2 separate regions of the Homo sapiens genome follow, and region 2 is linked to region 1. A link is a loop called in an ENCODE intact Hi-C map of the cell type or tissue named here. Cell type or tissue: A673. All regions are shown on one strand. Each heading gives the region's core, and the rest is flanking DNA. Links, peaks and the distances in the headings are about the cores only. Region 1 holds the start of LOC124903178 (a long non-coding RNA gene). Region 2 overlaps LOC107984625 (a long non-coding RNA gene).

Region 1 (5,391 bases), core at 93-5,092:
AAGTTAATATAGGGGCCAAGGGAAAATTTTCCCTTCTGCCTCTGAAGGTTTGCTGAAGATCAGCTGAAGAAAGGCCGATTAATAGCAGAGGCATGCAAAATTAATTTTATCGTGCATAGCACAAGGGAATTACAAGAGAATGATTGTTTATACAATAGTGCAGTGGGGGTACAGAAGCTTATATACTCTTCACAGAGGAAAGGGAGATGTGGATAATTTTAAGGTGAAAAGTGATTTTTAGGGGAATTCAATGGGCTTGGAGAACATACGTCTTGAGACATACGTCCTCGTGCATCCTGAGACAAAGCCTTGTGGGCCCACAGAGAAGACAGTGGTTCTGTCCAGGTGTGTTGACAGACTTCAGTCTTTATTCCTGCAGTATGAGTTAATGAAAACTCAAGGAAAGGACCAGTGGTAATTTTCTTCTTTGAAGAGTCTGGAGTTTAAGCAGATAAGGGAGTATCAGAGTAAAGCTTCTTCTAGTATCTGCCAGTCTCCAAGGGCCTTTAATTTAAAATAATCAGCATACCAGGGTGCCATATTTTGGGGTGAAATTTCCTGGTCTCCTTCAATAGAAAAAAATATCTAATTTATTTGCAGCATTTCTATTTCAAAAATGTAAGCAACACTAAGCACTTTGTATTTAAGATGCATTTTAAAGAAATGGAAATGAGAATTACTAATTCATATTTATCAGCTGACATATATATGGGACTATTTCACTCTTTTGACAAAAAATTTATTGTTTAGTATTTACCTGTTTAGTGACACATTTAAATGGCTGCCCTTTTTAATTGTAATATTGTGCTTTTTATATGCCTCTTTCATTTTTTACTTCATTTTAATGTACAGGGAATCGTTATGCTATTAGATTGTAAGACATATGATTGCATATACTAGAAACAAATAGGTATTTGTCTTAACTGCCTATGATAATTGAAGTAGATTTTCATTTTTAAGAGTTTGAATGACATTAAATAAATTTTAAATGTAAATTGTAAAATGGCTAATTTTTCTCTGTGCAATATAATTTTAAACTTTATTGCTTACTAGCTCTTTCTTGACATTATTGTTTTAAATTTTGACATAAATGGCAGGTTGAACAAAAACAATAGCAGTTCATTTTGCATTAGAAATTCTGTTCCAGGCAGAAACAGTTGCACAGTCTAATGGAATAACTTACTTTCTTATTGTTAAAAAACTTTCAATTGTAAAACTGAATGATTTAAACAAAATAAATAATAAAGGTATTTCCTTCTTTCTGACACTTTTCTTTAGTTCTCAGTGAACTCCATGTGAGTAGCCTGCTAGAAATATGTAGTTAGGCTTACCAGTAAGGAAGCATATACACTTTTGACTATTAGCTGTAGCCTTTGAAGAAATTCCCTTTATCATTAATTTTATTCTCTTTCTTTCTCATTAGAGAAATTGTATTCTCTTTCTCATTAGAATCCAGATTTTTGAATATCATTATGTTTTGAAAATATTTTGTAGAATAAACAAGGGCACCATGTTTAAGAAGGAAGAAAACTAATACTTATTTAGCACCTACTGTATTCCAAGCATATGCTAGGTATTACATGCTGTCTCCTCATTTATTCTTAGAAAAACTCTGTAGATCAGTATTTTCAGTACGGTCTTTTTCGGCAAGGGTAAACTGAGGCACAGAAAGATGAAGTAAATTGACTAGGGTCCCACATGTATTGAAAGGTAAGGCTGAGATTTTCATCTAGTTTTCACTAGTTTCACTAAAAAGTGATAGTCTCTCCAGCTACTCATGAAAATGCCTTCCAATTTTTGTAATACCTTACATTTATAAATAGCATTTCTTATGGAAACTTAACCAAGTATGTGATCTCCTTGGGGTTAATTCTGGAAGGCCTCACCTTGAGAGACCCTCAGCATGGACTTTGTAGGCAGCAATGCTATGAGTGCAGTAGTCAGTGTAGTGTTTAGGGCATTAGGCTTCATGTAAGCCTTTTGAACTGATATATGGTTTTATAGCCACTACCTTTTTGCTGAGAAAAAGAGGACAGAAATATTAAGTAATCTCACATCTTAAAATCTGATTTATTAAAAAGTAACCCCAGTTCTGCTTCTGAATTAATGTATGAAAATATAGAATTAGAGGAAGGCTGTAAATTATAACCCCAATGAAAGTAAAAATATCTAGGCCTTCATTTTATACTTTTAAATTTATGTGGAGTCATGGTTTACAAAGATGAATAACAACATAGTTAGGTTACCATTGCCACTATACTATGTAATATATCAATTATGGGATTTCAAAGGAATTATTTACAAATTTTTACTTGCTCAGCTGTTACAATTTTTTTAATACCAAATAAGCATTCTAGGGTGAATGCCTTCATGGATTGGTTTATGTATGGGGAAAATATTTTAATATTTTGAATATGAGTCATAAAATAGAAGTTTGTTGTTTATTACCTATCTCACGATCATTTTAAAATCGTCATGCTGTATTTTGATGTCACAGAAAAGCAATTATTGAAATAATGCTGAAAATACTTTTTGTAACTATTCTACAGCAAAAAAGCATTAGTCTGTAATAATTTATGTGTACTTTATTTTTATAAAATCATCTATTTCCAGACGATATAGATGTAGAAGAGACGGGAAGAGAAAATTGTCTTAATATATCTAATGGTGAGGTATTTCTTGAATGCTTACTAAATGAGTTTTTTTTAAACCCTGAGTGATCTTTATATCAAACACAAATTCAAAATTATAGTAGTCTATTTTATTTTCTTTGTTATCCCTACTCTCCAACAAAAAACAAATGTCAGAAACCTTTAAGCTAGTTTAGTATCTCTTCAGGGTCTTAGCTTCAACAGGAGTATAATATTTTACTTGTGAAACAAGGTTGTCATCTAGTGGTGCTTTCAAGTAGTACAGCTTTCACAATTAGCTAGCTGATAGTCTTCAGCTTTTTAAAGGAAGTGCTTAACAAAAAGCTATCTAGGTTTAACTTTTCAGAATTTAAACACTTTTGAATACTGTTAAATTAGATATAAACTTACAAAGGATTTTCCCTAGAAATTTTTTAAATTTCCATCTCAATTTTTAAAATAAATTTTTTGTTTGGCTACTGAAATACTGATATTTGACCAGTGTGGATGTTAACCATGATGATATCAAGGCATTTCATATTGTTTTGCATCATCAGAAGTTGTTTATTTAGAAGAAGATTCTTAAATAGTGTTAAGTAATTAAAAATTTTTTTTTGCATATTAATCCTTTCACCAGCCTGAGCAACAAAGCAAGACTATCTTTACCAAAAAAAAAAAAAAAAAAAAAGGTGGAACTAATGTATATTTATGATGGCAAAGAAATCATAAAAACTAAAAACTGAAAAAATAATGCATATTAATAGATAGTTGATTAATGAGTAAAATAAATCTTATATTGAAAGTAGTTTACTACATTAAGATTAACACTACATGCTGGTACTTAGAAGTACTTTAAATAGTACGTACCTTTATTTATCTGATCCATTTATATATAAGCCACAGAGAAAATTAAATTTTTAAGCTAGCATTGATTCAAGTCCTGGTTTAATTGTTGGAATACAGATTGTGGTATTCAATGTGGGATAGGAAGTGGCTACTTTGCCTAGACAAGAAAAGAAAATGTGGTAATATTAATAGAAGAGGTACTTAGTTGTTAAGGGAAACAAAATAAAAGACCTCTTTTTTCATTTTCCACCATTTTTCATAGTACTCACTCCTCTGAATTACCTTTTGTAGAATTCTGATCCTTCTGTTTATTATGCTTAATAGAGCTTTTGCCATGGAATTCATGGATTCATTCAACTAACTGCTGGTGTTCCATTTTATATTCTCATGTGCTATCTTTCCAATATATCTGTAAGCTGTATTGAATATATTGATTTTATTTTTAACAGGTTATCTGAAGAAAATCTTGTGCCCCAATTCTTACTAGCATTTTTACCTTACTAATCTTGTTATTCATTATGGCAAAATACTGTATTTTCCCAAGTTATATTCATAAACAAGAACTTTCAAGCCATTTTCCTTCTGCCCTAGAGGAGGGAATTGGCAAGTTAATTCTTTCAGTGTCTCTGACTAGGTATAGTATAGTAAGAGTCTATAAGAATAATATATAAAACAAATTTTTGGCAGGTGTATTACAATCAATTTACACTATGGAGAGAGAAACAGTTTAGGCAGAGTGAACAGAGAGATCTTCGTATGGGTAATTTTTAAAAAATATCTTTACAACATTGAAGTTTTGGGAATTTGCAGTAGGTCAGTTACTTCCATATTTGCTAAGATCAAAAATATCCTTTAATAGAAGTTATTTTTTAAATTATCTTTTATGTTTTTTCCCTCTCTTGTCCCACCTTAGCTTGGGTAATTGGGAATTAGTTATCTTTATTTTCTTTGTGGCTAAGCAAGAATTCATTTATCAAACTCCCATTTTGGTATTTGGATATCATGTGCGGGGGCTAGTAACCTCAGTGTGGTAGCAGATAATCAGGTGTAGGTTAGAACCCCAAAAACTGCATGAAGCCATTTGATTTGGGTTTTATTCAGGGGCAATTAAGAACACCATGTACCAGTCACTGTCCAGATATCTTCTTATTTTTTTTGACATAGTCCCTATCCATTTGTGAAGAATGTTTTCACTCTTGGTTTTCTCATTGGCATTTTAAAGACTTTTCATGTGTCATCAGCCCAGTTTATATCAATGTGCAATAATTCTGTATTTTATTATTTCAGGAAGTCAAGTTGCAGTTCAGATTTGAATGGGCATTCATTATTTCAATGGGTGGCAGTGGGTAAAAGAGAATAAAACTTTAATGTTTGCTTTTATGGCTCACTTTCTGGCCAATTAAAACATTCCTCCTCCTTAAAAATATAAGTAGTCCTCAAAGTCTGAAGTAAGCATGGGTTCTTTATATGTCCAGTTTGTAAAATATTTATGTCAATGACCAGACTGAATGATTTGATACTTTTTAGTGTGATGTAAACAACTCACCAGAGAACATTTGTTACAGGCATAATTGTGTTCTTTGCTCTCCCAGTGCGTACAAAGTGACCTAAAAGATACTTGGTTCTTTTCTTGCTTGGAAAGGAAGTTGGCTATGAATGTTATACTATCTGAGGTACACTTACGGCACAACACTGTATGTCAGAGACAACTTGGAAGTGAACAGGAGCAAATAATTTAAATAAACTAATGTGTTTAATAAGTACAAAGTACATGTACCACATGCAGGCTGAGCCCTGTTTTGTTTGGCTTGTACACTGCTTTACGGAAATCTAAAAGCTAAAAATCAAATCTGACGCAGTAACTGCTTTACTAGTCCTCGTGCAGACATGGCTGCCCCCTTTAGCTCAGTCAGCT
Region 2 (5,391 bases), core at 198-5,197, 890 kb before region 1:
CTCTCATCCCCTACACACAAGCACACACTTAATCATAAACAAATCTGTAGTGTAGCTACTCACATGGCTACTTCATCATTAAAATCTATTACTTCACAGCACCTTATGGTGATAATAGGATTTTCCCCCCTCACCCTTTGATTAATACTTGTTCAACATCTCTCACACATGCCTACCCAAGAAACTCTTTCCAGGGGAGGAAACAAAATTACACCCTCTTTAACAATGATCCAGCAGAGAAAATGAGATTGCCCAACACATTATAACTTCCATTCAGCAAAGCCACATGTTCCCTCTTGAGAAAGGATGTAAAATGAGCTGCCAGCTAAAAACTCCTAAAGAATGTCACAATTACAACTTTTCACTGGTGCTCCCAGTGACAGTACTTCTGACCTAAGACAACTGAGACACACAGATTTACTCCTAAGTCTGCTCATTAGCCTAATGAGGATGGAGTCAGGCAAAGAGTTAATTTGACTAATTTAATCAACATGCCCTTCAATGTATCTACTGGGAGAACACCAAAGTGATGGAGACAAACACAGAAACACACAGAGGAAAGGGGATTTACTGAGCTGTACTTGTGATTAGGCAGAGTCACAGTTTGAAAACATAATGGAATCAAAGCTGGAAAGAACCTTAATGATTGCTTAAGCCAATCACATCATTTTATAAGGTCTAGGGAGGTTAAAAAATCATTATAAATATAAGATGTATTGTAAAATGAGTAATAAATGAGAAAACATTTATAAATCGTAAACTGCTACTATGTATGCACATTAAATTGTTTCCCCAAAACAACATAGAATTTAAACAGTAGATACATTGTTATGTATTTTCATAAAACAAATATTATACATAAGTTTCTTCTCCTCCTCCCCCCAAACCTCTGATTCTTTAGCTATGTTAACACACTTCAGTAACTCACCTGATACAGATAAATTTAAAGTTATTATTTTAAAAAATTATTCAAACTTTTTCTGCACTTGTAGACTCTAGAAAAATAAAGCATTGATGGGTGTTATTTGAGGATGAATACAAATTTTAGTTTTACCAAAATTAAGGATTTTTAGTTAATACTTAGTGTGAATGATTTATGTTTTTGATAAATGGTTTTCGATTTCTTAGAAATTCCACCTTAAAAAGAGTAACATAAAATATCTATTTAATATTGGCAGTACTTCTGACAGCATGCCTTGATCTTACAATTAGAGATTACGGCACAATTACCCCTCAGATTCAGTAATTCTAAGAGAGTTGATTGAGGGTTTTTCTGGACAATGGTATGTCATTTGCATTGATTATTTCATTATATTAATTTTCTCATCACTTTTCCTTTTTTTTCATTTGAGCACTATTAAGGAAGTTTTTTTCAACTGGCTCAAGCCTAAGGGGATATAAAAGAAAATGAATGGGGTATTTCCTGTTAAAGACAAGCAAGCAAGCAAGGAAGGAAGGTAGGTAGGAAGCAAGGAAGGAAGGAAGGAAGGAAGGAAGGGAGGGAGGGAGGGAGGGCAGAAGGAAGGAAGGAAGAGAAAGAAAAAGGAAGAGAGAGAGAGAAAGAAAACAAAAGAAAAAAGAGAAAAGAAAGGCTTATGGGGATACTAAGCCTTATAGCTATAAATTGATCCTGTTATTTTTTCCTTGATGGTAGATTGTAGAATTAAAATAGTATGGGAAAATTTATAGTTTGAGATTGAGTCTTTTAAGAAATGGATCTTTTGTAATGTCCCTTCTATTTGAATGATACTGCCAGTATTGCAACACTCAGACCAGACAGGGCCTAATATTTCCTTTCTGTAAGTTTCCTTAAAAATAATTCTTCTCCATTTTCAATTATTAATAGAGATCTGATTATGTCTACTAGGTATAAAGTTTATGCTCTTGCAGCAGACAAACATTAAATAAATTAACACATAAATATGAGTATAAAATACAAGTATAATAAAGGAAAAGAATGGTGTTCTATGATAGAAAAAAAAGGATAACCCAATTTGTATGTGTCATCAGGGAAGGCCTCTCTGAGAACCGCGAAGAACAGAGACAAGTTAGGTGAGAAAAGGAGAGAGAGTGGACAAAAGTAACAGTATGCAAAAGATCCTGAAGCAGGAAAGACCTTGGTGAGTTCAAGGACTATCAGTCAAGGTCAGCATAGCTGGAATAAAGGAAAACATGGCCCAGGATGAGGCTGGAGAGGTGGCCGGTGTCCATATGGGAGAAGGTTGAAGAGTGAATGGGGAACTTGATATAGAATGGTAATGGATGGAATGCAGGATCGAATTCCTCTGCCCCCTTCCAAATACCCATTACAAAATGACAGAGAGTAATTTTTTTATGAAAGGCATAAATCCCCAAGAACAAAAAGATGCAGGTGAAACAATAGAATCCTTAGAGTTTGAAAAGCATGTCAAAAGTGGTTTTATCAAATCCGAGAAAACCACAGTGCAGAAAGCTGAGAAGTTACCCAGTTTACCAATTTACCTGGTGAAATGGGGGAAGGGAAGGCTAAAAACAAAAGGACTGGTTAAAAATGCCATTCAAGGAGCACTTAAACTGTACCGGTCAGGAAGGAAGGAATATAATATGGAGAATTACCACTTAATTGGAAAGACTGGAGAAGCACAAGTCAGGGAAAGCCATGGCTACTCCTGAGATTTGTCAGCTATCAGAGAGTCAGGAAGTTGCAAGAACTTCAGAAAATGTCAGAGATGACTATAGCTATCTGAAGCATCATAGCAGAGGATTTGCAAAGAAACACCCTGAGGCTGCTGGAAAATTTCATTTTTGCTGAAATCTGCAAAATTGCCTACTGCTGCTAAAGGCAATAATATAGTTTGTGCCTTTCTTATGCCTTCCAAATCTTGAGGTGTACCTCTCATTGTCAGACTTCAATCCAGAGCATGACCAGCAAATGACTCTGGGAACACAGTTCCTGGTCTTCCAGCCCCTGAAATATGAGAGGGGATAGAAGAGGCATGATGGCAGGGGGAACAGGGGGAGTAAAGGAGCTGTGCTGCCATCTGTCAGTCCAGCAGAGAACACTTCCTGGACCCCATTCCTCATTTGTCAGACTGGGTAATTGCCCCTCCCTGGTGCAGGATGATGAGGTATAAAACAGATGATCTCTAAAAACCAGAACAGTAAACTCAGTTGATGGCGGGGGTTACAGATCTTAAAACAGGGCAGTTAAGAGAAAATGAACATATTAAATGTTCGGACCTTGTAGCTCTCTTCCCCCATCAACTCCTGTAGGTGTTAGCCAGCTTTTTACCTTCCAGGCCAGATATTGGAAGAGCTTTCCCTAGAGAATCTGACCAACCCAAGAAAAAAGACCTAAGAAATACTGATATCTTTCTCCAAAAAAGACCATGTCAAATCACTATATAGAGAAGCTCACAGTGGCAAACCAACTCATGGGTATAAATCTTTAAACAACGATTTAATGCCCCACATTAGATATAAGCCAAATATCGCCAACATTTGAGAAAGGCAACAGATACAAATATCAGAGCCCAAAACAAACAAAACTCATGGAATACAGACATCATACGGGACAGAGGAAAAAATCAAAAAGGAAAACTATTATTAACTATCCTCAGGGAAGAAAAGGAATATTTTGATACACAAATAGGATGCTTTTTAGGGGCTGGTGTAGGGGGGAATTAAATATGACAGCAAAACTAGAAATCTTAATAGAAACTTTAGAAAATAGTTACAAAAATATTTCAGAAATTAGAGTAAAAAGACAAGTTAAAAAATTATTTTAAGAGAATAAAATAGAAGATGTCTTAAATAATAGAAACCATAAAAAGAAAGAAATGAGGAAATTATAAGAGGAGGAGGAGAAAGTATAGTGGAAATAATTCAAGATAATATACCAGAAATGAAGGATATTGCACTCAACACAATAAAAAAACATGGACCCACACCAAGCTACATTAAAACACTGGGACAAAAAGAAACTCTTACAAACTTCTAAGAAAGAAACAAACCCAGCACTTATAGAAGAGATTGAAAACCTTTTCTGTACAAAAACAACAACAACAACAGGTTATAACTATTTTAGGCTTTTGGGGCCATAGAGTCTGTCAGAACTACCCAGCTCTGCTCTTGTAGCATGAAAGACAACAATAGAAAACATGTAAATAAATGAGCATGGCTGTGTTCCAATAAAACTTTATTAAGAAAAATAGACATTGTGCTGCATTTGTCCTGTGGGCAGTAGTTTGCTAACCTCTGACTTACATAAAGAATCAAGAATCAGAATGGTGCCAGACTTGAAATAAACTGAAGACTAGATGACTTGTGCAACGTTGATAAAATTCTGAAGGAAACTTATCTTTATCATTCTATTCCCAGCCATATTATCAAACAAACATGAGGGGTGACTATCTCCCTTTATCTCCCATTGGCCTTTTCTCAGGAAGCTGACCAACAGTGGTCTTCATCAAAATCAGAAAATAAAATAAAGACAAGGGATCATAAAACTAGGAATTAGTTTCCATTTCTTGGATCTACAGACTATTTCAAAGCAAAAGACAAAGTCTATAAGTCACTCAGTATAGGCCGGGCGTGGTGGCTCATGCCTGTAATCCCAGCACTTTGGGAGGCCAGGGCGGGCGGATCACGAGGTCAGGAGATCGAGACCATCCTGGCTAACACAGTGAAACCCCATCTCTACTAAAAATACAAAAAACTAGCCGGGCGTGGTGGCATGCACCTGTAGTGCCAGCTACTCAGGAGGCTGAGGCAGGAGAATCACTTGAACCCGGGAGGCAGAGGTTGCAGTGAGCCAAGATTGCGTCACTGCACTCTAGCCTGGGCGAAAGAGCGAGACTCCACCTCAAACAAACAAAAAAACCCTAGGAATTAGGTTCCATTTCTTGGATCTACAGATTATGTCGAAGCAAAATACAAAGTCTACAAGTCACTCAGTATAGAGGACAAGTGCTCTAGATTGAAGCAGATCATTCAGCTCTGGTAGAAACTGCTTTAAGAAGATAAAATTATAGCAACATCAGCAAGATGGCCACGTAGAAGCCCTTAGAGCTTCTCTTTCCAGCAAAGACAGCCAAAACAACAAATAAACAACTAGATTTTAATGAAAATAGCAAAAGGAAAGTGCCACAGTACATCAAAGTAGTAACAGAAACTCTGATGAGCACAGAAACTCAGAATAACCATACAGAGAGCAAAAGAAAACAACTGGGCCTCCACCATCCCATCCCCCAGATGGGAACCAGAAGGAACTTCTCCCTTCAGGAAAAAGGTAAGCAAGAGAGTCCCAGCAGCCCCATCAATACCTGGAACACCTGCAGTCCTCTCCACTGGGGTCCCCTGCAGTCCTCTCCACTGGGGTCCCCTGCAGTCCTCACAGACACTAAGCCCAGC

What was found. A loop is a pair of places that touch in the nucleus more often than their neighbours do. Peaks named below come from ENCODE experiments on the same cell type or tissue, not always from the same donor. Only the 100,000 strongest peaks of a DNase experiment are listed, where the experiment ranks them.
Region 2: a loop joins it to region 1, with 5 times the contacts of the local background. A loop is called at or near these places in 2 of 110 quality-filtered maps.

What each region holds. Positions count from the first base shown.
Region 1 is chr13:60,428,407-60,433,797 of GRCh38, forward strand. The region is part of intron 1 of TDRD3 (tudor domain containing 3); the gene reads left to right. LOC124903178 (a long non-coding RNA gene) reads right to left here and starts at 3,814. Exons shown (of 3, transcript XR_007063814.1): 1 at 3,759-3,814; 2 at 3,498-3,633; 3 at 480-566. In A673, for the core only: a CTCF peak has its summit at 2,909; a DNase peak (open chromatin) is centred at 2,895; H3K27ac peaks cover 3,854 bases.
Region 2 is chr13:59,542,205-59,547,595 of GRCh38, forward strand. The region is part of intron 1 of LOC107984625 (a long non-coding RNA gene); the gene reads right to left. Among named protein-coding and RNA genes, the nearest start is that of DIAPH3-AS1, 470 kb to the right of the region's middle. In A673, for the core only: a CTCF peak has its summit at 3,043; DNase peaks (open chromatin) are centred at 317, 887, 1,397 and 2,967; H3K4me3 peaks cover 791 bases; H3K27ac peaks cover 4,295 bases.